Regions from separate parts of the Homo sapiens genome. Here all the other regions are linked to region 1. A link is a loop called in an ENCODE intact Hi-C map of the cell type or tissue named here. Cell type or tissue: psoas muscle. All regions are shown on one strand. Links, peaks and the distances in the headings refer to the core of each region. The heading gives the core; the rest is flanking DNA.

The links. Hi-C counts contacts between places; a loop is a spot of excess contacts. Peaks named below come from ENCODE experiments on the same cell type or tissue, not always from the same donor. Only the 100,000 strongest peaks of a DNase experiment are listed, where the experiment ranks them.
Region 2: a loop joins it to region 1, with 9 times the contacts of the local background. A loop is called at or near these places in 78 of 110 quality-filtered maps.
Region 3: it touches region 1 in a loop (4-fold over the local background); 104 of 110 quality-filtered maps call a loop at or near these places.
Region 4: it touches region 1 in a loop (5-fold over the local background); 89 of 110 quality-filtered maps call a loop at or near these places.

What each region holds. Positions count from the first base shown.
Region 1 is chr6:3,738,404-3,746,227 of GRCh38, forward strand. All of the region lies in intron 1 of PXDC1 (PX domain containing 1), which reads right to left. Among named protein-coding and RNA genes, the nearest start is that of PXDC1, 9.4 kb to the right of the region's middle. In psoas muscle, for the core only: a CTCF peak has its summit at 4,166 (motif pointing right); DNase peaks (open chromatin) are centred at 4,168 and 4,788; H3K4me3 peaks cover 1,802 bases; H3K27ac peaks cover 4,704 bases.
Region 2 is chr6:3,930,193-3,938,016 of GRCh38, forward strand. No RefSeq gene overlaps it. Among named protein-coding and RNA genes, the nearest start is that of TGILR, 22 kb to the left of the region's middle. RefSeq lists enhancers at 2,420-2,920, 2,921-3,421. In psoas muscle, for the core only: a CTCF peak has its summit at 3,091 (motif pointing left); a DNase peak (open chromatin) is centred at 3,069; H3K27ac peaks cover 559 bases.
Region 3 is chr6:3,986,898-3,994,721 of GRCh38, forward strand. No RefSeq gene overlaps it. Among named protein-coding and RNA genes, the nearest start is that of PRP4K, 30 kb to the right of the region's middle. RefSeq lists an enhancer at 3,850-4,349. In psoas muscle, for the core only: a CTCF peak has its summit at 4,133 (motif pointing left); a DNase peak (open chromatin) is centred at 4,114; H3K4me3 peaks cover 910 bases; H3K27ac peaks cover 458 bases.
Region 4 is chr6:4,004,288-4,012,111 of GRCh38, forward strand. It overlaps LOC124901245 (a long non-coding RNA gene), which reads right to left. Exons shown (of 2, transcript XR_007059415.1): 2 at 1-7,313. Among named protein-coding and RNA genes, the nearest start is that of PRP4K, 13 kb to the right of the region's middle. In psoas muscle, for the core only: a CTCF peak has its summit at 4,304 (motif pointing left); no DNase peak of the experiment used is centred there; H3K27ac peaks cover 787 bases.

The sequences.
Region 1 (7,824 bases), core at 1,798-6,797:
GGTGTAAGATCCCTCCAAGTGGGGCAGCCTGGCAAACTCCATAATCACCCTGGTCACAGCCAGAGCTCAGCCCAGGGCGAATCAGGCCCCACCAGCGTGGTGGCTACAGTCAGGGGTGCTGGCCCAGGACCAGCCCACCCCCAGTGACACAGGGAAGGACTCACTCTGCTGGCCACGGCTGCTCAGATCGCAGACCCCTGGAAATGGAGCCTCTGTTTAGACCAGTCATTTACATGCCAAGTTCACAAGGAAAAAAGTCAGATCTCTGCCTGGACAAAACCAAAGTGGACACGACTCATGCCACTTTCCAGGAATCTGGGCCTCTGTGCTTCTCACGGTCACCACACACCCGAGTGGCTGTCAGGCAGCATAATATTTTATTTTTAAAATACCATAGCTCGAGGCATGAAGGCTCGGGTGCTTTTCTATCTCCCCATGAGAAGCGCAGAGCAGAAGTCTTCCCATCACAGGTTCTATCCGTCGGCTTTGCAGGGATGGGGAAGTAGGTGCCCAAGGACACTGGCGTCTCCCCCACACTTGTGTGACCGAGGCTGATGCAAACGTGCCTGTGAGCGGTGATTAAACCACAAAGGCTTAAGTGCCAGAACTATTAATGGCAAAAACCGTGATTACTGCGATTACTTTTGCACCAACCTAGTATTATTGGTCACGGAGACTAACTTTTTCAGAAGTTCTGGTCTGATTTTGTTTTGCAGGGGAAAAGCCTGTTCAGTTTTCAAGCAATTCGTTGAATAGGTCTATAAGAGAGATAAAAAAAGATTTCTTAAACTTCCTGACTGAAATTAAGAGGTCCCAGAGCATACAGTCCATGAAAACTCCCACCAGGGCTCCCCAGACATAGGTCAAAGGCACTTCTGCAAGAGTGGGCTACCGCAGGGGCATCCCCATAACGGGGGTCAGTGGGGATCAGTGGAGGCCAAGAACCTTCTCCCCACTTCCTCAAGCACGTGCCAGGTGCCCATTCAGCTGGCTCACCTGGTATCCCAGCAGGCATCCCTGCTTAGCAGTGGGGCTATCTGATCCTGCCCCCTCCACTGACCTCAGCCACACAGGCCCAGGCGGCCAGCTGTGCAGGGCACAAGGGTCCAAGAGGGGCAGGGTCCGTGGTCTGTGACTCAGCCACTGGAAAACCCTGGGGCCTCTGTCCACGTGGCCTGTGCCTACGCCCAAGCACGATGCCCTGGCCGTCACCAGAGGAAGGGGCTGGACGACCCTCTGCCGTGTTCTCCAGCCTCGGCCCACCTCCCCACACGCCGGGGCAAGCAGGGTGGAGAAGGAAGAAAACGAGAAAACAACAAAAGTACCAGACTCTCCGGATGCCTCCTCCCAAGCCCTGAATTCCTTGCATAGAATTTCAAATATTTATATACCGCAATTTACATAGAATTTCAAATATTTATATACTACAAGATGTATATATGCACCACTCTTTCAACCAAAATGCTTTGATCCCCTGCTTGCTCAGGGAAGTCTACCAAGGAAAGGGGAGCCAATTCAAAATTCTTAAAAAGTTGTTTTTAAAGAGAAGACAATTATATAACTCATTCCCACAAAGTGCTTCTTTATTCTAAGACAAGCAAAACTACTGTTATATTTCAACTTTCATTACAGCTAGAATACTAGCTTCCAGTTGATCAAATGAATGACATACTAGTTGTACTCAGTTTACAAGATCGGCTTCTTGCAAAGTCAATGTATCCAGCACATGTATACCCATTTCATAGGACAGAAAGCGTGACCTAACAATTTACAGGTATTATAGAGGTTTATAATGCTTTTATCTTTGCTTTGCTGACATATCTTTGGCTACATCTTTGATTTAATTAATGTGCAGCTCTTGGTTGGGTTGATAACCTCCAAGGGTCACATTAGGGAGATAAATATATTCTGCGGTACACTGATCTCCTTTTAGTATGGCCAAACTTGGCAAATAAGACACGTGATGCCTAATTAAATACGAATTTCAGATAAACAATGGATAATGCAATAGCAGGGACAGACTTACACTAAAAACATATTTGCTGTTTGACATTCAAACTTAACTTTGGGTCCGGTATTTTATCTGCCTACGCTATCTTCTTTGTGACCCATCTTCCAGACTGAACTACAGAAAGGCAAGTGTACCTGGTCAGGCCTCTGGAAACCGTGTTAGGATTTTAGTTGGGCGTGCAGACTCTTCATGACCTGCTCCTAGCCCACCTACCTCACCAGCTCTGTGCCCTGTGAAACACACCCTCAAGCCAACCCCGAGAAACAGGCCCTCGCTTCCCAACAGCCTCCAGGTGAGCTGTCCTCCAGCCTCCTCCACCTCCAGGCTCATGATGGGGCAAAGCCCACTTAGGCAAAAGCCACCTGCTCTGTGATGATGGGACTGGCTCCTGCCTGTGGGTTCGGAAAGCCCATCCCACCCTCTACAGCCTCTTGCTCCTCTGCAATGACTGTGCCTTCACCTGGGGGTCTCCCCAGAGACTAGTGAGAGTCATAGGGCAGGAGGCACCTTAGGCTCATCTCCCTGTGACCAGCAACCAGCACAGTGCCTGGCCCATGCCAGGGATGCGATGTTCGCTGGCTGTGCTGGCAGAATACACTTGCATCAGATGAGACAGAAGTGGACAGGTGTTAGTCACTCTCCTGTGTGTGCACCAGCTGCCCTTGGGCAGCACCCCAGTCTCGGTCTTCTCGTCATCACCTCAGCCTGACCCCAGACACAACCGACCAGCAGCAGGCTCTTCGGTCACCAGCCTCGAAGGAGAGTCTCGAGGGCCAAGTGGCACTAAAACTGCTGAGCCACACTGGTTTGATTTTATTTGTGGAAATGTGCAGAACCACATTGCTTCCTTTCACCTGCTTTTATGTTTCTGAATGGAAGCCAAACTGTGTTCCTTGGGTGTGTAAACATCCTTAACAACCAAACAAAAGGAGCCTGAGAAAATTTAGATGGGGAAAGTGAAGAGCTGGAATCCCTGCCTGGAAGCACAGAAATGACGGTGCTTATTTTTTAAGCTCTAGGATTTTAGTTAAGGGCACGTCCATTATTGAATTCCCCATTCCGGCTCCCGGTGGCAACCAAGCTGGCAATCTGGATCAGCTTTCTCAGGACACTGTGGTCCTTTCTCCACGGAGACAGTTCACCTGAATGACAACGAGCGCTGATCCCTTCCCCAGGAGGGGCCGCAGCTGATTCATGAAGTGATGAATTCTGCTGAACTTACTGAAACCCACCTGACTGACAGCAGCACAACTGGGCTGCTGTTGCTCCAGCTGCTACCACCAGAGCTCCAGAGCACGGCGACAAGAACGCAGCGCGGGGCTGCCTTGAGCAGCAAACGCCTCCCCGCCCCCACTCAAGAAGTGACACTGGCAAGAGACTACAGACAGCCTGGCCTTCCTAAAATGCCAACGCTCCCATTTCCCTACTCCCCTTCAATTGTTTTTAAAATGTTTCAAATACACCAAACGGATGGGTGTATTTAATGTGGAAGGAAAACACTTTTTAAAAAAAAACTGTACAACTGTCCACTGGGACCACAGTGCAGAAATAAAAGAAATCTTCATCTTGCAATTTCTGATTGTTTTATATTCACTAAGGTTTCTCAGTTTCACAGCTGGAAACCTCAAGCTCCTGCTGCCAGCATGCCAAATTACAAATACTCAAATTTATAAAGAAAAAGTTCTGAGCAGAATCCACGCTGAAGACACTGCTTTATTTTCCAGGAACAGACAAGAACTATGAGTTTAAGAAATACTGCTTCCCCCAAAGCAAACTATTGAGTGCATCTGCGTTTCTTTCTATCCTACCTGTTGTACTCCTCCTTTGTGACTCAAGTGCTTTGGCTTCCAAATGGCTAGTGGATTCTTTCCAAATGTTGTCACCTGTTTACCATAAGCAACGATTTGAAAACTTGTTTTCAAAACTGCACTTAAATACAGTAATTTTAGATCATCTAAAACTTTTGGTTTTTATATTCCAAATATTGTTGATGGCATGACAATTCTGGGGGTTCCTGTCCGACTTGGTTTCACTGCCTGAGATCGCACGGATGAATACCGCAGGCAGGTGAAGAGGGTTGCCTATTCTGCCAAGCGAACCTGAAAACGGAAGCAGAGCCGCTTCGCTCGGGTCTTTCAGGACTGACCAGCAGGGGGCGCGCGCACTCTGCGGAAAAAGCAGGATGGCGTTCACTGCAACGCACGCTTAAGGAAGTTAGCCTCAGAGTTCACAGCCCCGGAAACTGTTCTAATTTCTGATAAATAATCACTAATACAACCTCAACTTTAAAAATTTCATCCTACACAATTTGTGACATGAGAATTTCATCCAGATGTAGCCAAACAATTAAGAATTTGAAACCAAAAAATTGGTAACACAATTGTACATAAATTCCGGTGGGCCAACTGGACACACATTTGGGGACTGAGTATCAACAGGGGGCTGCCAGCGTCACTTTTCTTCCTAAAGGAGTTAGGTCTCGAAAGCTGAAAACACAGCGTTGTATCTGTCAATTTGGGGATTAGCTGCTTTCTGCAAACACAAACACCTGATTTGTTCTTGGAATCAGAACTGAACGCGCTGGAGGCAGTACAAAAATCTGACAGTGAGAGCCAACGTTAACAAACACCGCTTCCGGATCTCAGAAACCTGGGTCCAGAGTCCCACTTTTTTGGGAATTGGAGGCTTTGGGCTCAACACTTGCGGTAACTGGCCCAGCTTCCTCCAGGGAGGACCTTGGCCATCTGACTCTAGCGGGAGGGCTTCCTGCTGCTGCAATTCTGAAACTAAAGGCAGGATGCTGGCTCGGGTGCGCTGGGAGGTCACACGTTAAAGAGCGTCCACTACCCAAAGAACAGGCCTCTCTGAGCACTCAGAGGACGCGGTTCCCACACGCACACAACAGTCGGCCCCGGGGAAATGCTCTGCAAAGTGAGCTTTAACAAACTGAGTCAAACCATAAATTACATTTATATTGTTTCCTTTCCATTTAACAAATGTGCCCATCAGCACACTACACAGATGCAGAGGTGAAGGGGGGAACGCAGCCTCATCTTGTATGCTGCACGGGAGACACACATTCTTTAAAGGTTGACTATAATACACATCTTGGAAACTAAATATCTAAAATGTTTTAGGAAAGCCTTTAAAACTTCCTAAGTACCTGTTTTCTAAATAGGCAGTCAATGCTGAAGCAGCAGCGAGTTAAGAACTGACTAGCTGGTTATTCAATGCATAACTAAGCAACCCAGGGAAGTTCTAACTCCCTGGGAACCTGAGGCTGCTCTTCGCTATCCGAGACTGACACGTTTCCACCTGTGGAGTGTCACGCAGTATAACTGTACAAGGAGAGCGAGATTGCGGCTGTGTGGACACCAGGACAGAAGGCCTCCCCCACACCTCCACGCTGCAATGCATCAGGGGCGCCCAGCGGCTGGTCCACAGCCACCTCTCCTCTACATCTTTTCAGGAGTGAAAAGCTGAGCTGAGAATGCAAGAGGAAGAGATGGAAGTGGCTGAGGAAAAACAGAACACCCGGAGGACCCAAGCTGGGGGCTGAGGGAAGTCTCTCTTCCTCCCTCTGCAGCAGTGGCTGCCTTCTGTACCTGGGAGGTGGCTCCTAGAGCGACTGGGAAAGAAATGTTTGACTTAAACTTACTGAGCTCTGCTCTGCTCTTCCCGTAATCCTGCCTTCTCTAGGCTTTTTCATTATTTTCCCCACTAAAAGCCAAATCCTCTTCCTAAATTTTAGACTCAACATTCTCCAACAGCCATCCACTTAGCCAGTCCGTCCTGCAGCATCACAGGTTCCCAGGGGGAGCAGCCCACTCAGGCAGGAAGGAAGCACTTCAGTCGCTCTTCCCAAAGCACCCATGGCTCCTCCTCCACCAGGCTGGGGATACCACGGCCAACAAGATGGGATCCCGGCCTCCTGGCACGTCATGCTAGCCAGGAGGGCCAACAGGAGGCAAACACAGACCACAGACTGTCCCCTGCCTGGCAAATCCAGGTGCCAGGAGGATGCACAGCAGGGGATCCCCCCCACACTCCCGGGCAGGAGGCGGCCTGAAGGGTGAGCGGATATAAGGGTGAAAGGGGTTGGGGAAAGAGGGAGTGAGATGGGGAAGGTGGAGGGCAGGGGTGGGGAGAGCTGAGACCAGAAAAGGACAAGCGTGGTCTCACAAATCCCGGGAAAGGGCCTTGCCCATGAGGGACAAGGAGGCAACGGCTTCCCACGGAGGTTCTGGCTACAAGAACTCTGTGCACTTGGCAATTCTTGTTTTTATTTATTTATTTATTTGAGACGAAGTCTCGCTCTTGTCACCCAGGCTGGAGGGCAGTGGTGCAATCTCAGCTCACTGCAAGCTCCGCTTCCAGGGTTCAAGTGATTCTCCTGCCTTAGCCTCCCGAGCAGCTGGGACTACAGGCATGCGCGCTACCAGGCTCGGCTAATTTTTCTATCTTTAGTAGAGACGGGGTTTCACCACGTCGGCCAGGCTGGTCTCAAATTCCTGACCTCAAGGGATCCACCTGCCTCGGCCTCCCAAAGTGCTGGGCTTACAGGCGTGAGCCACCGCGGCAGCCATTCTTTCTTAGGATCAGGCCTAGATCTTAGGATCTTTCTTAGGTAACCCAAACCTGGCCCACACCCAGCACCAATTCTAGTTTCTGGACGAGCAAGGCCACAGGCCTAGTCCGTAGGGATCCCACTGAAGTTCGGTGGTGACCTCCCTCTTTGTGGGCTCCCTCTTTAGCCAGGGCAGGGGTATTCTCCCAGGGTATATGGGGGGGCCACACCCAGAAGAGGGCGGGCACATGAGTGGGCCAGTCCTGCCAAGCGGCTCGCTGCTCTCAGGAGCCAGCCTCCAGCACTCTCCCGCAGACCACTGTCATCAAGGGCACGTGGCAAGTGCCAGGGCAAAGAGCAAATGGTCCCAAAGCCAGCAGCCCGTATATGCCCAGCTTGGTGCTGGGCACTCTACGGATACCACTGCTTTCGGTACTCACAACGGCCCTGCGTGCGGATATTATTACTGCTATAGCATCAACAGTGCACCCGAGGCTTGAGGAACTTGCCTGGAATGACATGCAGGTGGCAAAGCCAGCATCCAATCCCCTAACCCCACCTGTCTGGGTCCAAAGCCAGTGCTTTCAGCCTGAGCCTGACCCCTCCTATTAAGGCCTGACTGTGTTCCCAGGTGGGGAGATCCCTGAGCCTGACCCCTCTCACTGTAACTGAGCTGTGTCCCAGGTGGTTGACCCCCAAGCTGACCCCTCCTACCATGACCCAGCTGTGTCCCAGGTGGGTGATCCAGCAATCTGGCAAGGCCTTGATCTTCTATGATGAGACTGACAGCTGCCACCTATCAAAGTATGAACTGCAAGCTCTTCCCTCCCCCTCTGCACCCGCTGTCCACCATGTGTTTTCTGCTGAGTCTAGGTTAAACATCAGCAAGGTTTCTTAACAATGGGAAGAAACCCTTGCAGGTGTAAGTTGGCAAAAGAGTTACGTGGTCTGTCTGATGTCCCCATTTCCTGTGGGATGGGGCAAGAGGGGGCACAGCTAGAGGTGTCTGTCTGCAGAAGAATGTCACCACATATGGTGTGCGTTCAGCTCCTCTCGCCACCAAGCAGGGAGCTCAGATCAAGGTGCTCCTGAGCTGAGTCCCTGGCCTGTTCTGTGAGAAAGCTGCAGCTTTTCAGTGCCAACTGCCACCGTGAAAGGCAGTAGCCCTGGAAGCAGGTCTGTCTGTGGAAGTGTCCAGTCTCCAGCTGGGAAGTGAGCTCAGGTGTCGCCTGGGGCCCAGGGGCTC
Region 2 (7,824 bases), core at 1,010-6,009, 190 kb after region 1:
AGTGAAAGAATCTTGGAGGCACTACTAGGACTGCCTGTTGATTTTAATTTTCACAGATCTTAGAGGCTTCTTTTGGTGAAAGCTCCATTTAGGGTGGACTGCTTGGTAAGTAGCAGCAGCAGTGAGATTAAGGAAAATGTGTAAATATGAAATATGTTGCTACCAGAACCCCAAAAGGACTAGGTGTTGGTCTTGTATGCCCTTAATGAGTGTGTCAAATGAATAGCCTGGGGAGAGGAAGGCATTAATGTAATGTCATACCTGTGCTCCTGGGTGAAAATAGATGTATTTGAGATCCTGTCTGCCAAGACTGTGCATGGTGGCAAAGCTGTGTACCCTGTGGTGTACCGTGTCCTTTCAGAGGTGAATGTAGACTGTGGCTGAGAGGCCGTGAAAAGAGGCAGTATGCAGAACATATTAGCCAAATCTATAATATCAAAATATTTCCTGGTTGTTGATTGGATGAGGTCAGTTATTTTAATAAAACTGAGTAATGTGTATGAAGGCTAATGGATGGGACCTCAGGGTTAAGGTTGGAGTCATCACCATGAGGTGTTATTTATTTTTTCTAGGTTTAATAACTGGCAAAGTTTGGCTGGGCCAGTGGTTCACACCTGTAATCCCAGCACTTTGGGAGGCCAAGGTGGACGGATCACCTGAGGTCAGGAGTTCGAGTCCAGCCTGACTAACATGATGAAACCCCGTCTCTACTAAAAATACAAAATTAGCCAGGTATGGTGGTGCCTGCCTGTAATCCCAGCTACTCAGAAGGCTGAGGTGGGAGAATCACTTGAACCTGGGAGGTGGAGGTTTCAGTGAGCCGAGATTGCGCCATTGCACTCCAGCCTGGGCAACAGAGTGAGACTCCGTCTCAAAAAAAAAAAAAAGAGAACTGGCAAAGTTAAGAACAGGGCTGTCAAATGGAGAAGCACTGGGGAATAATCATCTCTTTATTAATTAGATTTTATATAATAAATTTTAATCCTTGAAGGCCCTGTTTTTTTACATTGGGCCATATTAACTATTTTCCCTGAGAACCTGTAGGCTGTATTTTATCAAGCCAATTTGTAAGTGCCAAAGACTTATTTTAATTTATTATTCATTGTGTTGGAGGAACTATGTGCAATCTGAGATATTTTAGGGCAATGGCTACTTTGACTATGGGAAATTTAGGCAAGGCTACAGTTAAAGTGAGGCATACCTAATTTTCCTCTATTTTATATTCAGTGACTTTTCTAAGATTATAGGAGTACACCATGATTAAATTTTTTTGTTTTTTGTTTTTTGTTTTGAGACGGAGTCTCGCTCTGTCACCAGGCTGGAGTGCAGGGGCGCGATCTCGGCTCGCTGCAACCTCTGCCTCCTGGGTTCAGGAGATTCTCATACCTCAACCTCCTGAGCAGCTGGGATTATAGGGACGCGCCACCACACCCAGCTAATTTTTGTATTTTTAGTAAAGACAGGGTTTCACTGTGTTGTCCAGGATGGTCTCGATCTCTTGACCTCGTGATCCGCCCGCCTCAGCCTCCCAAAGTGCTGGGATTACAGGCGTGAGCCACCATGCCCGGCCACCATGATTAAATTTAATAGGATTCCAAGATATAACCATAATTCAATCCACAGTTTTGATGAATGCCAAGTTTTGTCAATTGGCTTGTGTTACCCAATGTTCAAGTTAATTTAGAACCTATGTTGTAGAGGCACAGACGCCAGTTAGTGCCACCTTTTTGTTGTTATATAAAATAAATTGCAGCCTCCACCTCCCAAGTTCAAGCAATTTTCCTGCCTGAGTCCTCCGAGTAGCTGGGACTACAGGTGTGTGCCACCACGCCTGGCTAATTTTTGTATTTTTAGTAGAGATGGAGTTTTACCATGTTGGCCAGACTAGTCTTGAACTCCTGACCTCAAGTGATCCACCCTCCTTGGCCTCCCAAAGTGCTGGGATTACAGGCGTGAGCCATCACACCCGGCCTAGTTGTTTTATCTGTAGTATAAAGATTCCATGTGACAGGAAGAACACATTATTATTATTTGAGATGCAGTCTCGTTCTGTCACCCAGGCTGGAGTACAGTGGTGCCATCTCAGTGCACTGCAACCTCTGCCTCTCAGATTCAAGTGATTCTTGTGCCTCAGCCTCCTGAATAGCTGGGACCACAGGCATGCGCCATCACACCTGGCTAATTTTTTTATTTTTGGTAGAGACGGGGTTTCACCATGTTGCACAGGCTGGTCTAGAGCTCCTGAGCTCAAGTGATCCATCCGCCTTGGCCTCCCAAAGTGCTGGGATTACAGGCGTGAGCCACTGCACCGTGCAAAATTATTTTAACATATAAATTTTGGATTTTCCACATATATATACACACAAGCATGTGTACCTGTGCACACACACACATAGTAATTTATTAGGGCTTAGGAAGGGCAGGGATAAAGTGTTCTCTCTCTTTTTTTTTAGATGGGATCTCATGGTGTTGCCCAGGTTGGACTCCAACTCCTGGCCTCGAGCAATCCACCTGCCTCAGCCTGGGAGCTGAAGCTCCCTTTTAAAAATTAAACATTGTGCCACTGGTCTCCCAGAGTGTGATCTCTTGTACCCCCGGTTGAGGGGTGAATTGGTGCAGCATCAAGGCAAGCGACAATACAGGAGACTATGGCTAGAACAACATCTTTTGTGGGGTGCTATGGGCCAGGAGGTGGATGCCCCCACACTGTCTCCACGTGTGGCTCACTCGTGAGGAGCTCTGAAGCGCATCCTCCCTGAAGTCCACAGAGCGGGAGGGAAGGTCCAGGAAAAGAGCTGCTCGGTGTCCCCACCTCTTGTCAGTGCTGCCTGGTTGCCTGGTCAGTCCTGTCCCAGGCACTCGGAGGGAAGTCACACCTCACTCCCTTCAGAGGCGCCTTTCGTGAACTCAGCCAGTCAGTGCCAAAAAGGGGTGCCCCCGGGGTCACTGTCCTGAAACTTAGGCAAGTCACTCAGCTCAGGCCAGAACTCAGGGAGGACTCAAGTTTTGAGCTCTGAATTGGGGGTACAAGGAACAGCAGGAAGCACATGCGGCAGGTGGTTGCACCTTCCCAGGCCGTCGCTGCCCTCTGGTGGCCCCAGTGGACAGGTCCGGAGCCGTCTAGTGGCATATCATTCCAGTTCAAGCCCACATAGCCCATTCACTCTGTACATTGTTTTATTTCTTTCCCGTTTTTTTTTTTTTTTTTTTTTTTTGAGACAGAGTCTTGCTCCGTTGCCCAGGCTGAAGTGCAATGGCTCAATCTCAGCTCACTGAGGCCTCCGCCTCCTGGGTTCCAGCGATTCTCCTGCCTCAGCCTCCGGGGCAGCTGGGATTACAGGCTCCTGCCACCACACCCAGCTAATGTTTGTGTTTTTAGTAGAGACGGGGTTTCGCCATGTTGGCCAGGCTGGCCTCGAACTCCTGACCTCAGGTGATCCACTGGCCTCAGCCTCCCAAAGCATTACAGGCATGAGCCATCGCGCCTGGCCTAAATGTATAAATTTTTTTAATAAATTCATGTTTTTATAAATTTACATTTATAAATCCTTTTTCTTCAAAAATAAACCTTAGCTCACTGTAACTTTTTTTTATAAACTTTTTTATGTTTTTTAACTTTTGACTGTTAAAACACAAACACATCGTACAGCTATACAAAAAAAAAATTCTTTTTTGAGACAGGTTGTCACTCTGTTACTCAGGCTGTAGTGCAGTGGTGCAGTCTCGGTTCACTGCAGCCTTGACCTTCCAGGCTCAAGCAATCCTCCTGCCTCAGCCTCCCAAGGAGCTGGGACACAGATGCATACCATCACATTGGGCTAATTTTATTTTTTCTAGAGACGAGGTCTCACTATGTTGCCCAGGCTGGTCTCAAATTCCGGGCCTCAAGTGATCCTCCAGCCTCAGCCTCTCAAAGCATTGGAATTACAGGTGTGAGCCACCATGCCTGGCCTCCTATGTTATCTTTTAGAGTTTGATAGTTTTATATTTTACATTTAGGTCTGTGATCCATCTTGAGTTAATTTTTAGAAAGGGTGTAAGGTCTGTGTCTAAGGTCTTTTTTGTATGTGGATGTCCAGTTGATCCAGTATCATTAGTTGAAAAGACCATCTTTGCTCCATTGAATTGTCTTTGTCCTTTGTCAAAGACAAGTTGACTCTATTTATGTGGATCTATTTCTGAGATCTCACTTGTATGTCATAGATCTATTTCACTAATCTTTCATCAATATTACACTGTCTTGATTATTGTAACTTTATAGTAAATCTTGAAGTTGTATAGCATTATTTCTCTGACTTTATTATTCTCCTTCAATATTTTTGTTGACTATTCTGGGTCTTTTGCCTTTCCATATAAACCCTAGAATCAGTTTGTTGATATCTACAATATAACTTGCTGGGATTTGATTGGGATTGTGTTGAATCTGTAGATCAGGTCTGGAAAAACTGAAATCTTGCCAATGTTGAGTTTTTCTAGTCACAAACATGGATTATTTCTCAATTTATTTAGATCTTTTTTGATGTCTTTCAACAGAGTTTTGTAGTTTTCTTCATATAGATCTCGTACTTGGTTTGTTAGATTTGAACCTAAATCTTTCTTTCTTTTTGGTGCTAAATAATTTAAATGACAATTTGTTTTAAATTTCAAATTCCAATTGTTCATTATTGGTATGCAGGAAGGCAATGGATATTTTTATATTAATCTTGTATCCTGCAGGCTTACTATAATTGTTCAGCAGTTTTAGGACTTCCGTTGATCCTTTGGGATTTTCTACATAGACAGTCATGTAATGTACAAAAAAAAAAGATGGTTTTGTTTCTTCCTTTCCAATCTATTTACAATCAGCTCTTCATATATGTGGGTTCTGCATCCACGAATTCAACCAACCATGGATCAAACTATTTGGGAAAAGACAATTTTAAAAATACCACTTAAAAAACAATACAGCATAACAACTATTTTTCATAGCATTTTTAGGTAGTATAATCTAGAGGTAATTTAAAGTTTGTGGGAGGGTGTATGTAGGTTACATGCGAATACGACACCATTTTATATAAGGAACTTAAGGATCCATGGATTTGGGTATGAAAGACAGGTTCCTGGAATCAATTTTCCATAGACACCCAGGGACTGTGTTGTCTCTTTCCTTTTCTTGTTTTATTGTGTAAGCTAGGACATCGCAACAATGTTGAGTCTAAATGGTGTAAGAGGGGATGTCCTTGCCTTATTCCTGATGTTACCAGGAAAGCATCTACTTTCTCACTCTTAGTATGAGGTTAGCTGTAGGGTTTTGGTAAATATTTCTTATAAAATTAAGGAAATTACCCTTTGTTCCTGGTTTGTGGAGAGTTTTTTTTTTTTTTTTTTAGTCATGAATGAGTTTGAATTTTATCAAATACTTTTTCTGCATCTATTGATATGATCATATATTTTATTCTTTAGCATGTTCATGTGATAGATTGCATTAATTGACCTTCAAATGGTGAACCAGGCTTGCATGCCTGAAATAATACACTGCTGGATTTGATTTGCTAATATTTTGTTGAGGATTATTCTGTCTACGTTCATCAGTGATATCAGTCTATAGTTTTCCTTTCTTGTAATGTTTTTGGTTTTTATATTAGAGTAATACTGGCTTCGTAGGATGAGTTAGAAATTATTCTCTCTTCTTTTACATTCTAGAAAAGATTGTAGAGAATTGGTATAATTTCTTCCTTACATGTTGGTAGAATTCACCTGTGAATCTATTTGGGCCTGCTGCTTTCTGTTTTGGAAGTTGTTTTTGTTTTGTTTTGTTTTGTTTGTTTTTTTGAGACAGGGTTTCACTCTGTCACCCAGGCTGAGTGCAGTGGCACTATCATGGGTCACTATAGCTTCAAACTCCCAGGCTCAAGCGATCCTCCCACCTCAGCCTTGCAAGTAGCTGGGACTGCAGGCACATGTCACCATGTCCAGCTAATTTTTTTAGTTAGTGTGGAGACAGGGTCTCACTATGTTGCCCAGGCTGGTCTTGAACTCCTGGACTCAAGGGATCCTCCTGCCTCAGCCTCCCAAAGTGCTGTAATTACAGGTGTGAGCCACCATGCCTAGCTGGAAGCTTATTGATTAAAATTTAGCAGACTTAGTTCTATTGAGATTACCTATGTGTCTTCTGAGAGTCTGGATAGAGGAATTGATACAAGGAATTGATCCATTTTATCTAGGCTATCAAATGTGTGGACGTAGAGTTGTTCATAATAATCCTTTATTATCCCTTTAATGTTCATGGCATCACAATGGCCCATCTTTATTTTCTGGTGTTAGTATTGTTTCTACTGTCTTCCTTAGTCTGGCTAAAGGTTTGTCAAGTTTATTCATCTTTTCAAAGAATCAACTTTGGGGTTGATTTTCTGCTTTCAATTTCATTGATTTCTGTTCTAATTTTTATTATTTCTTTTTGTCTGCTTATTTGGATTTCTGTTCTAATTTTTATTTTATTATTATTATTTCTTTTCATTTGCTTATTTTGGATTTCTCTTTTTTCTAGTTTCCTAAGGTAAATTGGGAACTAGATTATTGATTTTAGGTATATCTTTTTTCTAATAGTAAATTCGAAACTAGATTATTGATTTTAGATATATCTTTTTTCTAATATGTTCATTCAGTGCTATGAATGTCCCCCATCACTGTTTTTACTGCATTCCACAAATTTTGAAAAGTTGTATTTGCATTTTTATTTAATTCAAACCACTTTTAAGCTTCTCTTGAGACCTATTCCTTGACCCATGTGTTATTTCGAAGTGTATTGTTTAATCTCCAAGGATTTTGGGATTTTCCGACTATCTGTTTCTTTTTTTTAATTTTAACTTCATTGTGGTCTTACAGCAAACTTTGTATGATTTCTAGTCTTATAAATTTGTTAAGGTATGTTTTATGGCCCAGAGTGTGGTGTATCCTGTTGAATGAGCTGCATGAATTTGAGAAGAATGCTTACTCTGCTGTTGTTAGATAAATTGTCTACAATGTCAATTACATCCAGTTGATTGATGGTTCTGCTCAGTACAACTATGACCTCACTGATATTCTGCCTGTTAGATTTGTCAATTACTGATATACTGGTGTTGAAGTCTCCAGCTATAACATGGAATTCATGTATTTCTCCTTGTATTCTATCTGTTTTTGCTTTATATTTTGATGCTTTGTTGCTGGGTGAATATACATGAAGAATTGTTTTGTCTTGTTGGAGAACTGACCCCTTTATAGCCATGTGATATCACCTAAACTCAACATGAGAAACATAGCTTCATATTGGGACATATAACAGTGAGCCAAATGGTGCTACCAATACAGAAGCAGCATAAGATACATCTTCTCACTCATGGGACTTAAAATCTACTTCACAATACAAAACTCAAAAAAAAAAAAAAATGAACACGCAAGGCAGTGCCTAATCAAGCAGGTCCCAGAGACGTTCAAAGAAGGGGAAGTCACAGAAGGAGGAAAGTGAGATCTTAGTGGATGGATAAGACAATGGGCAATGACAGGGCAATGAGCACAGTCCATTCAGAGACACTGGAAATTTCATTCTACAGTTTACTCACATTTATAATTTTGAACTATCACTCTGGTGTTGGGAGAAATTGACTTAAGGTAGGGCAGTGATTTATTTTAAAAATAACTATGCTACAATAGCTTTAAAATATTGGACCAGGCGGTCTACCCCAAATTACAAAAGAATTACCTATCAATTTGTTTATGAATTTATTGGTAGCCACACATTTTTTTTCTAGAAAAAAAGTTCCATGGAGTGTTTGGATATCAATCAGGCCACAGTATAACTGAAAC
Region 3 (7,824 bases), core at 1,516-6,515, 250 kb after region 1:
TATTCACATTATTAAGTGAAGCTGGAAAAAAAAAAAGCACTCCGCTGAAGATCTGATGTCACCCCAAATGCATGGCTCCAGCCTCAGTTCAGCTTTCCACACTGCTTGCAGAAATTCCTTCATTTATCTTGAGTTTCTCCTCTCACTCCCATGGTAGCTTTTCCATTCCCACTGCCTCTTCTCACATTTCAGTAGATGAGAATAGAAGCCATAGGAAGCAAACTTCCTCAACCTCCAGCCAACCAGAGAAACTCCATTTACATCCTGCTTCCTATGACAGAGAAGGATGGGCCCTACCCCCTATCTAAATCTTTCCAAAGCACCCTGGACTCTGGCTCATGCTTCCTGCTTCTGGGTTGCTCTCTAACCCCGCATGTACGTCCACTTTACTGCCCTAAGGAATGCCCTCCTGCATCCTGGCTTTCCTCCAGCTGCCATGCATTCTCCTGCCTTTCATCCAGATTCGTTCAAGAAGCAGGCTGCATTTCATGAATGCCTTCTTTAGGTTGCCTTCTCTGCAGCCAACATGCTGCAAAATGACCCCTATCACCAAGGCAGTGAGAGTGCTCTCAAGAAGGCCACCACACTCCTCACTGCCATACCGAAAAGTATTTCTCCAAGACTTTTCTTTCTTGACTCTTCACTAAGACTTTCCCTCTTTGGCTTCTGTGGCAACATTCTCCCCTGCTTAGGCCTTCTGTGATAAAGTGCTGATGCTGAAGATGGAACAGCCTCCCAGAGCAGGAAAGGGGATCTTTTCAGGTAGCTGCAATGGTTTGAAAACAGTGTTGTCAAGTTACTTTTTCTCTTGCTGACTTCTCAGTAGTTACTCCTTTCCCGAGAGCCTCTATCAGTTTGCCTTTCTACCTAGTTCAGACTCTCTTAAAGTGGTTGGACTAATGTCACTGGTGGTTTGGGACTGGTGTCAGGTGGTTTCCATTGTTCCTGTTTGTTGTAATCAAAATGATCCTCTTGAGCCCTTTTCTCCCTCATGTTCCTTGTATATGTGAAACAGCACTGCTGTCCCTACTGTTACTCAAGCCAGACATGCAGACATCAGTCCAAATTCCCTCACGTTTGTCACCCAGTCCTTCTGTCTTTTAAATTGTTCACCGTAGCATCCAGTAGACTATTAAAATAGCGGAGTGGAAGTTGGGTTAAGAGGGAGATGTAGAGAGATAGTTTTCTCCTCAAGGAAAACCAGGGGAAATGGCCACAAAGATCCTTGAGGGAAAAAGGCCTGATTTAGAGAAAATCAGGTCTTTTTCTGATTTTTCTGATTACTGTACACAGTCAGTAAAGAAACAGAAGTAAACAAAAAACAAAGTTTTAAAGAAGGGTTAATTAACAGCATCAAATACAGTCCTGTGTGCAAGGAAAGTAAAGGAGAAAAAATGTAACTGCAATTATAAAAAAAAAAATCAATGAATTTATTTTGAGAGATCAGCTGCCGCAGTATGATGGGAACTGGATGTCAGAATATAGAAATCAAAAGGAAAATGATTATGAGGAAATGGTGGAGACTGCCATAAAGAACTCACCCATGGGGGAAAACAACAACAATAACAAGAGAAAGAGACAGCGAGTTAGAGCCCAGCAAGGGTAGCTGGGTGAAGGTATAGCTGTTATAATATTCACCTTGTTAAACTCTTAATATATCTAACAACTTGTCTATAGATTTATTTTTGTTTTCCATTAAAATAGTCATAAATCACCCTCTTTTTCCAATATAGGAGAGTCCAAAGGATATTCAGAAGTAAAGGGGAAATGCTAATATTGTCCAGAAAGGTAGCTGAAAAGTGCACATTTATCTATCTCCTTTCCCCAAAATGCACGGAAATGAACCAAAAGTAAAGAGAAAACCATCTGTGTTGAAACTAGGAAATGAAAATAATCTCATACTGAAGACCCTGAAAATTACCTGCAAACTATAAGGGAATCTGGGCCAAGCAAAAGAACTGCAAGTTGGCAGCATTTATCTATTCTGAGTAGAATGCTAATTTCAAAACTAAGTGAGAAGGCTTAGAAGCACCATGCACACTTGAACAGAAGACTGAAGGCCCTCAAAAAAATGAAAAGCACCTAGCAGAGGAACATGTGTACATCAAGAGTATCAGAACCGAGTAGAAAGTGGGATTGCGAGATTAAGTCATCTTTATCCTTTCTGACCCAGAGTTCCAGTCAGGAACACTCCCCAGGATTATTGGGCCTGCTTCTGGGCCATGGTGGTGGCGAACAAGGCCAGTGTTTAAGAGGATATGCTCTAGTTTTAGGGAGAAAGTATTTGGAGACAGCATGTGAGACTATCCACAGTCTGTTATTACCCATGCAGTTTCGAAGGGTAACGAAATAATAAACTGCCAACACTAATCTCTCCAGCACAAGTTCTAAGGATACTAATGTAGCTCCTAAGTAACTAAAGAGAAAGATAAATCCACATTGTTCCTAGATAGCATTTATTGGATAGAATTTCCTTCCTCTTCCTCTCTTCCTTCTTCCTTTAAGAACTAGGTATTAAACACATGGTATGTACCAGGCATTGTGCTAGACACTGGGAATCCTCACACAAAACAGGGCCTAGTGGGGAAAATACAAGTTAAAGTCATACAAGTGTACTAAGTAAGATAAGAGAGATGTTCAGGGCGCTATACCAACATCTCATAGATAGCCTTATGGTAGTCCAGAAGCTTTCAAATGAATAATGAGGACTAAAGAGCCAACAAGGGACCTATGAATTAAGTACATCAAAAAATGGCAGTGGACATGAGCATGATAAACAAAAGCCAGTGAATGCTAAGCTTTGGAAGAATTATCTCAGGGAAGAGAAGACATAAATTATCAAAGTCTTACAAGTCTTTTGATGTGTAAGCCTTCTCTTGTGTTAAATCTGTAATTTCCCTTGGGGCATACAGGGATTTAACTCTAGCTACTGGTCTATATACAGTGGAAGTGGTTGGGGATGTATAGAGGAATATTTACTTGCTCTTACAATGTAACTTCCTCATATAAAAAAGTGTATTAGGGCCAGGCGCAGTGGCTCACTCCTGCAATCCCAGCACTTTGGGAGGCCAAGGAGGGCGAATCATAAGATCAGGAGTTCAAGACCAGCCTGGCCAACATGGTGAAACCCCATCTCTACTAAAAATACAAAAAATTAGCTGGCGGTAGTGGCAGGCGCCTGTAATCCCAGCTACTCGGGAGGCTGAGGCAGGAGAATTGCTTGAACCAGGGAGGCAGAGGTTGCAGTGAGACGAGATCGTGCCACTGCACTCCAGAGCCCGGCTGACAGAGTGAGACTCCATCTCAAAAAAAAAAAAAAAAAAAAAAAGTGTATCAATTTCTTATAGCTGCCGTAACCAAGTGGCTTAAACAACAGAAATGTATTGTTTCACAGTTCTGAAGGCTGGGAATCAAAGATCAAGGTGTTGGGGCAGGGTGGGCTCTTTCTGGGGGCTGTGAGGCAAGGATCCGTTTCAGGCCTCTGTCCTTGGCTTGTAGAAAGCCATTTTCTTCCTGTGTCCCTGTACATTTACGCATATCTCCATGTACAAGTTTCTCCTTTTTTTTTTTTTTTTTCAGACGGAGTCTCGCTCTGTCACCGGGCTGGAGTGCAGTGGCGCGATTTTGGCTCACTGCAAGCTCTGACTCCCTGGTTCAAGCGATTCTCCTGCCTCAGCATCCCGAGTAGCTGGGACTACAGGCACGCGCCACCACGCCCAGCTAATTTTTGTATTTTTAGTAGAGACAGGGTTTCACCATGTTGGCCAGGATGGTCTTATCTCCTGACCTCATGATCCGCCTGCCTGTGCCTCCCAAAGTGCTGGGATTGCAGACGTGAGCCACCGCGCCTGGACAGTTTCTCCTTTCTATAAGCACAGCAGTCATACCGGATTAGGGCGCCCATCCATAACCGTCACCAAACAGAGGGTTAGTTGCTTGCTGCCTGCGTAGTCCAATTAACAAGAGCGAGGTCTGGCATAAAGAAAGCGGTTTCTTCCGAAGCTAGCTTGGGGAAGAGTCGTGAACGTTAGTCCTGCCTTTACATGTGACGTTTTGCTCCCAGAGCAGAAAGTAGGCACTTATCCAAGGCCGGGGAAGGAGTGAGCAAGGGCGAGGGGTCCCCCTGCTGGCCCAGTGCCTTAACTACTGGGTAGCTGAGTTGGTGCCTTCCTGGGCAGAAGTTATAAAAGTGGCCAAGTGGGCGTGCTTTTGACATGCCCTCCTGGTGGGTGGGAGTTCCAAGGCAACCCCTCCTAGAGGGTGAAGGTTCTGAGGCAGGCATGCTTTGGGGGCATAAGCCGGGGGAAAGGGGAGAGGAGAAAATAATTAAAAAATAAACTGAAAAATGAGAGTACTCAGTTACATAATGAACTCATTTTAACTTGATTCCCTCTTTACAGACCTTATCCCTAAATAAGGCTATATTCTGTAAACCAAAAATAAAATCTTAAGATCCGTCAGCCATCTGAATGGACTCCTCCTCTCTGCCAGAGCATTCCAAAGTTAACCGGAAAAACTGGTTCAGGCCATGATGGAAATGGGGGGGTCAGACATGGCTCGTTATACCATCCCCACTTATGGAATTCAGAAAGAGCCAACCAGCATTTAACATCAACACAGAACTTATGTCTAATAAGAAACATTTAGTCTATTCTCTCTGAGGCATGCTATCTGGAGGCTTCATTTGCATAATTTAAAAGTTGGTCTCCACAACCCCTATCGAAACCCAGACATTCTATTGATAACTCTTTTAACCAATTGCCTATCAGAAAATTTTAAAATCTACCTATGACCTGGAACTGCCCCTCACCCTCCATCTTTGAGTTGTGACACCTTTCCAGACCAAATCAATGTATATCTTACATGTATTTGATTGATGTCTCATGTCTCCCTAAAATGTATAAAACTAGGCTATTCCCCAACCACCCTGGGCACATGTTCTCAGGATCTCGTGAGGGCTGTGTCATGGGCATTGGTCACTCATATTTGGCTCAGAATAAATCTCTTCAAATATTTTACAGAGTTTGACTCTTTTCATCAACAATTCTGAGGTGCTGGGGGTCAAGACTCCAACATATGAAATTCGTGAAGCAGGGGACACAATTCAACCCATAACAAGGAGTTACATGTTTTTAAAAGAGAGGTAAAGCACAAGAAAACATATTTGGTCTTTGTGCCAGTTCCAGGTACATGGCTTCTAAAACCCTTGGAATCTCCCGTGTGATAAGATTATCTTCTGTATGATAATGAGCTGACTGGTGCCTGGGGTTGCCTGGATGGCCTCAGGATGAGGGTGGATTGATAAAAGACCTAGGCATCTTTAGAGGCTGGAACTTCTAGCCCCACTCCCAATCTCTTGGGACGGAAAGTTGAGTTAATCACCAATGGCCAATAACTTAATCGATCCAAGTCCACACAACAAATCCTCCATAAAAACTCCTAAAGAACAGGGTTTGGAGAGCTTCCGGGTTGAAAACTTGGAGGTACTGAGGGCTGGTGCACCCACAGAGGGCGTAAAAGCTCTCTGCCCCTCTCCCTATATCTTCTCTTCTGCATTTTTTCCATTTGGCAGTTCCTCAGCAGTATCTTTTTTTTTTTTTTTTTTTTTTTTTTTTTGAGACAGGGTCCTACTCTGTTGCCCAGGCTGGAGTGCAGTGATAACATCATAGCTCACTGGAGACGCAAACTCCTGGGCTCAAGTAATCCTCCTGTTAGCAGTGGCAAATCCACGAGTCTGCAGCAACCTCAATTCTTGCCTCCTTAGGAGAAAGAATTCGTTCGACTGAAGGGCATAAGGCAGAGAGAGAGATGGAGGTAAGTTTTAGAGCAGGCGTGAAAGTTTATTAAAAAGTTTTAAAGCAGGAATCAAAGAATGTAAGGTACACTTGGAAGATAGCCAAGCAGGAGTCTTGAGGAGTTCAAGTGCCCAGTTTGACCTCTGACTTGGGGTTTCATATGCTGGTATTCTGCATGTGCGGTGGCCTGCCAGCACTTAGGAGGGGGCCAATGCACAGTGTGTTTACTGAAGTTGAACAAATGCACATTGAGGCGTTCTTTCCTACAAGTTGAATGTTCCTAGAGGAAGGTCATATACCCGTTAAACTCTGCCATTTTGCCTTTGAGTGCACATGCTTGAGCCCACTCACCCAACTCCTGAGATCATATTGGGAAGCTGCTAGTCACCAGTTTCAGGTGTTTTCTATCTGTTGGGAGACTGCCTTTCCCTAGCACTGGCTGCAACCAATTATTATTTTAAAGAGACAGTTAACAACCACCTGACCATCACCTGATGGTTGCCTAACATTCCTGGTGGTGGAAGGACCCTCTTCTGCCCTGCTCACGTCTAACTACCTGCTCTAATACTCCCACCTCAACCTCCCAAGTTACTGAGACTATAGGTGTGAGCCACCGTGCCAGGCCTGAGCTGTTATCTTTTATAATAAAATGAGAATAATCAGTGCTTCAGGGCTTTGCTGAGTTCTGTGAGGCATTCTAGCAAATTATAGAAACTGAGGGGAAGGGGCCATGGGAACCCCCAAATTTGTAGTCACCTGGGCAGAAATGTGGATCACCTGGGCACCCCATTTACAGCTGACATCTGAAGTAGGGAAGTATTGTGGGACTGAGCCTTTAACTTGTAGGGGTGGATGCTAACGCAGGCAGACAGTATCAGAATTTAATTGAATTATTGGACATCCGGTTGATGTCTAGAGAACTGGAGAAATGGCTGGTGTTAGAACGGACATCACACATTTGGTGTCAGGAGGAAAACACCCTCGGGAGGATTAAGAGGAAGGAAAGGCTTTGACAAGCAGAGGAGGCTCAAGGCATTGAGTTCAGAGTACTCCATGGAGTCAAGGAGGTCTCCGAATCCTCTGGAGTGTCCCCATCCTAATTCACAAAGTCTTGGTTTTTCCTGATTAGGACTTGCACTTACACGACCTGGTGACTAACCAACAGAGTAACTGAATAACCCTACAGATCAATTTTTGAGTTTGGTTTTCAGTTACTTCAGCCTTAGGGTTTTCTGGTATTCTTGGTTTTATTTTTAGAAATAAAAAAAAACAACATAGACTTGAAGGACTTCAATAGCACATAAGAAAAATAAGTTGAATCAAAAGGATGAGAAAGGATTGAAAAAGACTAGAACAATCTTTATCAGAGAATTATTAACCATGTTAAGGGCCAGGCGCGGTGGCTCACGCCTGTGATCCTAGCACTTTGGGAGGCTGAGACAGGCGGGTCACCTGAGGTCAGGAGTTCAAGACCAGACTGGCCAACATGGTGAAACCTCATCTCTACTAAAAATACAAAAATTAGCCAGGTGTAGTGGCAGGCGCCTGTAATCCCAGCTACTTGGGAGGCTGAGGCAGGAGAACCACTTGAGCCCAGGAGGCAGAGGTTGCAGTGAGCCAAGACTGTACCACTGCACTCCAGCCTGGGCAATAAGAGCAAAATTCCATGTCAAAAAAAAAAAAAAAGAGAGAGAGACAGAATTATTAACCATTTTAACAGAAAATCAGAATCTGTAGACATGATATTAGAAATAGTAAGAGGGTTTAACAAGGTGGACAGGTATAAGGTCGTTATACAAAAGTCAACTGCACTTCTTTATACCAGAAGGGAGTCCAGATATAGACTCAAATATACAGGGCATATAAGTGTATGATAAAGGTGTCATCTCAAATTATGGGAAAAAGATTATTCAGTAAAGGTGTTGGGACCTTTGGGGAAAAAAATATACATCTGAATCATACATAAATTGCTGTCAGATATACCAAAGACTTAAAAAGAAATGAAATATAAAAGTATTATAAGAAAGAA
Region 4 (7,824 bases), core at 1,698-6,697, 270 kb after region 1:
TCCTGGCTGATAGAGAATGTCCATCTGCCAGTCTCATGGCAGAAGGAACAGGTAACACAGTGAGCATGTGCTGCCTCATAAAACTTCTGCTCAGAAATGCCACACAGAATTTCCACTCATGTATCGGTTCCTTAAATCAAGTTACATGATGTTGCCTGAATTCAAGTAAACAGGAATGAATAATCCTCCTGTAGGGAAGAGCACAGAATACAGTCGAAAAGTAACACAATCAACCACAGAATTTAAACAAATTACTCATCACACCTATTTCTTAATCTGTTAAGTGCAGATAACAGTACGATCTCAGCTGGTGAAAAGGAATGGAGAATACAGCCATCCTTTGGTATCTGTAAGAGATTGGTTCCAGGACCTCCCAAGAATACCAAAATTTGCAGATACCCAAATCCTTGGATGCTCAAATCTCTGATATAAAATGGCATAGTATGTGCATATAACCTATGCACATCCTCCAGTATATTTTAAATAATCTCTAGATTACTTATAATACCTAATACAGTATAAATGCTATGTAAATAGTTATACTGTATTGTTTAAGGAATGACAAGAAAAGAAGTATGTACATGTTCAGTACAGATGCCATTTTCCCCCCAGATATTTTAGAGCCACAGTTGGTTGAATCCACAAATCTGGAACCCAGGGAAACAGAAGGCTGACTATACTTACAAGCATTTATCCCACTGGATGATATGTAATAAGCACCAAGTGTTTATTACTATACATATTTTTACTTTAAAATTTTTATGAGTATGTGTTACTTTTATAATTTATTCTGCAAGTATTTACCAAGCATCTCTGTATCAAGCACCTTTCAAGGCTGTGCAAACAAAAGAGATGAAATCTCTGCCATCCACTGAAGGCAGGATAGATAGAGGCAGGCAGACAATCTGAACAAAATGAGCTTTCCAGGAAGGTGCAAAACTGGAGGCAGAGATACCTGGCAACACTGAGCACTGAAATCTCCTTTCTTTTGCCTGATTGCATTTATATGAAAGGTCCAGAACAGGCAAATCTGTAGAGACAGAAAGTAGATTAGTGGCTGCCTAGGGCTGGGTGGGCGGATGGGAACAAAGGGGTTGGGAGCAGATGGGGAGTGAATGACTGCTCATGAGTCCAGAGTTGCTTTTTGAAGTAATAAAAATATGCTAAAATTGATCATGGTGATTGTTACACAACTCTGTGAATATACTAAAAACCACTGAATTAAAAGTAAAGGCAGTAATTAAAATTCTAGGGGTTTTTTTTTTTTTTTTTTTTGAGGCAGAGTCTTGCTCTGTCTCCCAGGCTGGAGTGCAGTGGCGCAATCTTGGCTCACTGCAAGCTCCGCCCCCCCAGGGTTCACGCCATTCCCCTGCCTCAGCCTCCCGAGTAGCTGGGAATACGGGCGCCCACCACCACGCCCGGCTGATTTTTTGTATTTTTAGTAAAGACGGGGTTTCGCCGTGTTAGCCAGGATGGTCTCGATCCCCTGACCTCGTGATCTGCCTGCCTCGGCCTCCCAAAGTGCTGGGATTACAGGGGTGAGCCAGCGCACCCGGCCAGGTTTTTTTTTTTTTTTTTTTTTTTTTTTTTTTTTTTTTTACTTTTTACAGTTAAAGTCTTTTTATAAAATAAAGTATATTTTCTATGACTTAGTATCACTAGTTTTTTAAAGTATATTTTCTATGACTTAGTATCACTAGTTTTTTATAACTATCAAACTTGACCTTGAAAGAAAATTTGGTATCTACTTAATAGCTAAAAGTTATGAAAAAAGTAAACATTACCAAGTTAGATTTATCCAAGGAATACAAGGATAGGCTTAGTATGAGAAAAATCTATAAATCTGACCCATTATAATAACAGATAGAGAAAAATCATAATTATTCTAATAAATGCAGAGAAAGCATTTGATAAAATTCAACATTAAATTCATAATAAAAGGTCTTAGAAAAAATAAAAGAGATTTCCATAGAGCGTATCTAAGTAACCTACAGTAAACATCATCCTAAATGAAAAGATAATAAAAGCATTCCGATTTACAAATCAAAAAATAAATAATACTAAATTAAAGGTTCTAATAGCACATGAAATAATAAACTGAATTCAAAATGATGCAGAAGAATAAACAAATCTAACTTTATTTTTAGATATGATCATTTTTGTAGAAAACCAAAAAAAGTACAATTTATTAGAAATAAGAGAATTTAAGGTGAATATAAGATTATTGTCAAATACATTTCTTTATACCAATGACAAATACCTGAAAATGTAATTAAAAAGAAGACAGCATTTTCAATAATCTTAGAGAATACCAAGTACCTAGGAGTAAATATAATAACAAATATGTAAGATCTCTAAGTAAAAACTACAAAAAGACATTAGGAGACATTAAATAAAGACCTGAATAAATGGAGAAATATACCATGTTTGTGCATAAGAAGATTCAATATTGTAATTAGTTGACCTATAGATTTAACAAAATTACAATCAAAATTCCAACAGATCTTTTTCTTGCATCATGTAAAGCTAATTCTTTAAAAAAGCATGAACAATAAGGATTTTTTTTAAAGTCAGGAAATTTCTGAAGACACTAGAGGAAGCTGCCCTATCAGACATAAAGACTTACTGTGAAGCTGTGGTAATTAAGGCATAATAAAACAAATTGGACAAATTAACTGAATTAAATAGGAAACTACAACAGACCCACACATTTATGGGACTTTGGCTATGCCAGAAGAAACACATGATATTGATGGGAAAATTAGGAACTATTCAATAAGTGGAGGTGGAAAAAATGATTATGCATGTAGTTAAAGGCGAAAATTAGAGTTCTGTATCATACAAGATATAAGATCCAAATCCAAATGTATTAAAAACTATAATGTCAAAAACAAAACTTAAATTCTCTTAGTAGAAAGCACACATGAAAATATTTTAGATTAATGGAAGAATTTTAAAAATTTAAACAATACAAAAAAAGCACTAACTATAAAATACAAATGATATACATTGACTTTTAAAATTAAAAAATTTTTGGCTGGGAGTGGTGGCTCACGCCCGCAATCTCAGCACTTTGGGAGGCCACGGGGGCGGATCACAAGGTCAGGAGTTTGAGACCAGCCTGGCAAACATGGTGAAATCCCGTCTCTACTAAAAATACAAAAAATTAGCCGGGCATGGTGGCCCATGCCTGTAATCCTAGCTACTCGGGAGGCTGAGGCAGGAGAATTGCTTGAACCCAGGAGGCATAGGTTGCAGTGAGGCAAGATCACGCCATTGCACTCCAGCCTGGGTGACAGAGCAAAGCTCTGTCTCAGGAAAAAAAAAAAAAAAAAAATTAAAAATTTTTTGTTCATCAAAATGTATTTTCAGGCCAGGCGTGCTGGCTCATGCTTGTAATCCCAACACTCTGGGAGGCCGAGGCGGCTGGATCACCTGAGGTCAGGAGTTTGAGACCACCCTGGCCAACATGGTGAAATCCCATCTCTACTAAAAATACAAAAATTAGCCAGGCATGGTGGCAGGCCTCTGTAATCCCAGCTACTCAGGAGGCTGAGGCAGGAGAATTGCCTGAACCTGGGAGGCAGAGGTTGCAGTGAGCCAAAATCGCGCCACTGCACTCCAGCCTGGGCAACGTAGCCAGGATCTGTCTCGGGGGACAGGGAAATAAATTTAACAGTGTATATTTAATTGGTTTGATAAATTGTACGAGCAAATAATTGGTCAGTACATAGATATATATGTTAGTTAACTAAAAATACTAAGTAGTTACAGAAAGTAATGACCTATATTTTCCTTTATGAGACTCTTTTTAATAAGAGTTTAACTTAAATAAATACAATACACCTAAGGCTAGTATAGGGTGGTTTTTCTAGCTCCACCTTTTAACTGTTCTTAGCCTCTTCAGGACACAAATTTTATTTTGTTTATTAAAACCATGTGAAGTGGCATTGTTACTATCCCTTGCCCTCCTTTTTATAAAAAATTGAGGAAGAAACTGAGGCTCAGAAAGACTGAGTAGTCTTTCTAGACCACGAAGCTAGTTAAGTTATGGTTCCAGGATTTAAAGCCTGACAACTGACCCCAGGATCAACATTTAATCACTAGGCTATCACTGTGATGTGAGATAATCTATGTACTAAAAAGCCATATCAGACCATATAAAAGACAGGCTAGACAGTAAGTAAACTTGTAACCATGCCCTCTGTTTGCCCTTACTCTGAGAAGATTTCTATTAAGTTTGCAATATGAGGCAATCTCTGCTATGACTTCATGATAAGGAAAAAATCATGCTGGTCCTTTGCTGCCCTCTTATGGAAGATGTACATAGATATACAAAAAATTCCCAGCCAATAACTGCAGTCTAACTTTGCCACCATAACTAAACTATTTCAGGTGTACCTAGCTTTACATGATAGATAAGATTCTAGAACAATGCAACTGGTACATAAAAGGTACTCAGTGAACGTGCAGAACTGCAATGAAAACTTTCTGTCTCTTTGATATGCACTAAGCGCTTGATCTTATAAAAATCCTATGATAAATTATTTAAATGGCAAATCGCCCTCCAATTTAATTGTTGTGGTATACAGATTTATATATATCATATTTATTTAACATTATAAAATGTTATCATGTGGCCAATTTATTCACAATAAAGGTATGAATAAAATAATAATCTAAAAATGTCAGTTTAATCACTTGTTTCAAGCAACTTTGTCTCTTTTTAAGGCCAAAATCTAACAAATAATCTAAGTGAATGGTTTGAGTTTCTTCTAATTTCTTGCTCTTTATTTAATCTCTGTTTGTTGTGACCATGATTTCTCTTAGAAGAGACTAAGTGTCTTGAACTCTGAGATGGGCCTAAACAATTCAAAACAAAATCTATGAAGAGCATTGCTCGAAGTTTTAATGTAGGGAAATAGTTCTCTCCCTAGCCATTTTGGTTTTGACAAGGCTGTGAACGATTAAACACTAAAACCGATAATCTTATGGAGGCAAAACAGTGAGTGATTTTTGCAACTAAACAGCAATGAAAATTATTTCACTAAGTTATGGATGGTCTTACATGGATGAGCTTATGCAAGAGCACTTCTCCAGGCTCTCTACTAGAATGGAGTGTTTAGATCCTTAGAGTTAGACTTCACCTGGCTCTCTTCACCAGTACAAAAGGCTACATACCTCACTGAGATGTGTGATGTGTATCATTCCTAAATATTGGGTAGCTATTACAGTTTTTTTTTTAAAAGTATCAAAAAATATTGCCTAGATGTAGCTTTATCACAGAACATGCTAATTTTTCAAAGGCTTTCCTAATTCATGTCTTCCTCCCTATTTTCGATATTACACTAGTTCAGGCTCTTACAATTTTACGTTCATCCATCAAACACTGTATTTCTTGAGCACCTACTATTATGTGTAAGCACTGTGTTAGCAGGTAGGCCAGAGTGATAAACAAAAGAGACATGGTCTGATCTCATATAGTTTATAGTCTAATAAGAAAACAAACAAACAGGCCGGGTGCGGTGGTTCACGCCTGTAATCTCAGCACCTTGGGAGGCCAAGACAGGCGGATCACCTGAGGTCGGGAGTTTGCGACCAGCCTGACCAACATGGAAAAACCCTGTCTCTACTAAAAATACAAAATTAGCCAGGATGGTGGCACATGCCTGTAATCCCAGCTACTCGGGAGGCTGAGGCAGAAGAATTGCTTGAACCTGGGAGGTGGAGGTTGTGGTGAGCCGAGATTGCACCATTGCACTCCAGCCTGGTGACAGAGTGAAACTGCGTCTCAAAAAAACAAACAAACAAAACACACAGGAAAAAAAGAGAAACTGACACCAAACAAACAGGCAAATAAATATACTGACAAACAGTCCAACAAGGTTTTATCAGGGAAAATAATAGGATACTTTAAGAAAGTTATAGAAAAAAACAGGTCCTAATTTATCTAGGAACCAGAGGGAAAGCTGTTATTTAGATAAGGGCTATCTGTGAGACGGACATTTAAGCCAACACTTGAAAAATAAGTCATGGTGATCAAGAGGAAGAGTGAGAACAGAGAAATCCAGGCAGTAGAAATATCAAAAACCCTAAGCTTTAATGTAGGAAAAAGCATGGCATGTTTTAGGATTAACACAAGGGCCAGTGTGGCTGAAAGATTAAACTGAAAAATAGGCAAGGTTTAAATAATCAAGGCTTTACAGCCACATTAAGAAGTTTGACTTTTATTTGATTTTTATTCCAAGTAATACAGTACATATATATAATTTCCCAATAAGTATTTTGGAAATTATTTTATTCATGATTTGGAAAATACAATCCTAAGAACAGATCTGCATGATAGAAAGATAATATGTATTCTAGAATTCTGAATCCTTTTTTTTTAATTATTATTTTTATGTATTTATTTTTGAGACAGGTCTCACTCTGTCACCCAGGCTGGGGTGCAGTGGCGCAATGACAGCTCACTGCAACCTTGAACTCCTGGTCTCAAGTGATCCTCCCACTTCAGCCTCCTGAGTAGCTGGGGCTATAGGCATGCTGCACCATGCCCGAATTCTGAATCCTTTACTGGAAACCTCACCTTTCCTCCAGTCACAAGGACCCCCCTGGGCTTCCATACTGCACTCGTCCCACTTCCTGACCTGAGGACACACCCAGCAATACCACTTCCTCTCCTACAGTAAGGCTAGCACTTTCTGGGACCCAAACCTAGCCTAGTTATGACACCTAAACACAAACTAAGCCACAACCTACTTATCCAGTCACAGCCAGTACCAAGGAGCCCTGGACTCTTTCTAACTCTTCCTATGTCAATGGCTGACCAAAGACCAATTGCATTGAAGAAGTTTTATAATATATGATTTACTAACTAAGGCATAACAAAGAAGAATAAACAACCTGTTTTTGAAAGCAAATTCTAAAAGTGAAATTTGCAACTATATGGATATTGTTAGCAAAAATATGTCTATGCTACATTTGTCCCATTTTAAAAAATGAATATGCATTTATTTAGAAAATATCTCCTAAATACATACCGTATCCTAGACATATTTTCAAAATGCAGAAGCACACAGTAGAAACTAAAGTTATTTTTCATTAAAAAGTGCAATTTATATTAGCAAATAATGGGTTTATTGATATTTTAAGTGAATTAATAAAAATTTTTACATTTCTCAATGTTAATAGATTACAACAAGTATTAGCAGGTATTACCTTCATAAATAAAAGCTCTTCGATCATTTTTAAGGCCATAAAGGGGTCCTCAGACCAAAATGTTTGAGAACCACTGTCACTGGTTCAGGAAGAGACTAAAAAGAGGAAAGAAAGTTAGGAAGATGGTTTTGTAGGCATGAATGCCTGTTTTAGTATACCTATAGAGGGAATGAATCACATTTGAGACAATATGAATTAAGGACATTAACATCCCTAAATATTAATAGCTAAAGATTTGTGGTATCTCTCTTATTATATATTCAAAATAAAACAACATTAAGCCATAGAATAAATGTGATGAAATCCAACATATCTCTGAGATTTTCTGATTTCAATGATCTTTTTGAAATATCAAGTAACACAACCTTCCACCCACACCATACATTTTTAGATTCTCTTGTTTTGATGATACCCAAAACGTGCTCATTGTAAATACTAGGCAAACAGGCTCCTTGCTACTCTAAGTGACTTCCATTAACCAGTACCAGCATCCCATGGGAACTTGCTGGAATTGCAAAAGGGAAGACCTCACCCCAGACCTACTAAATCAGAATCCACATTTTAGAAAGATTCCCTAGATGATTTTTACATGCGGTGGACTTTGAG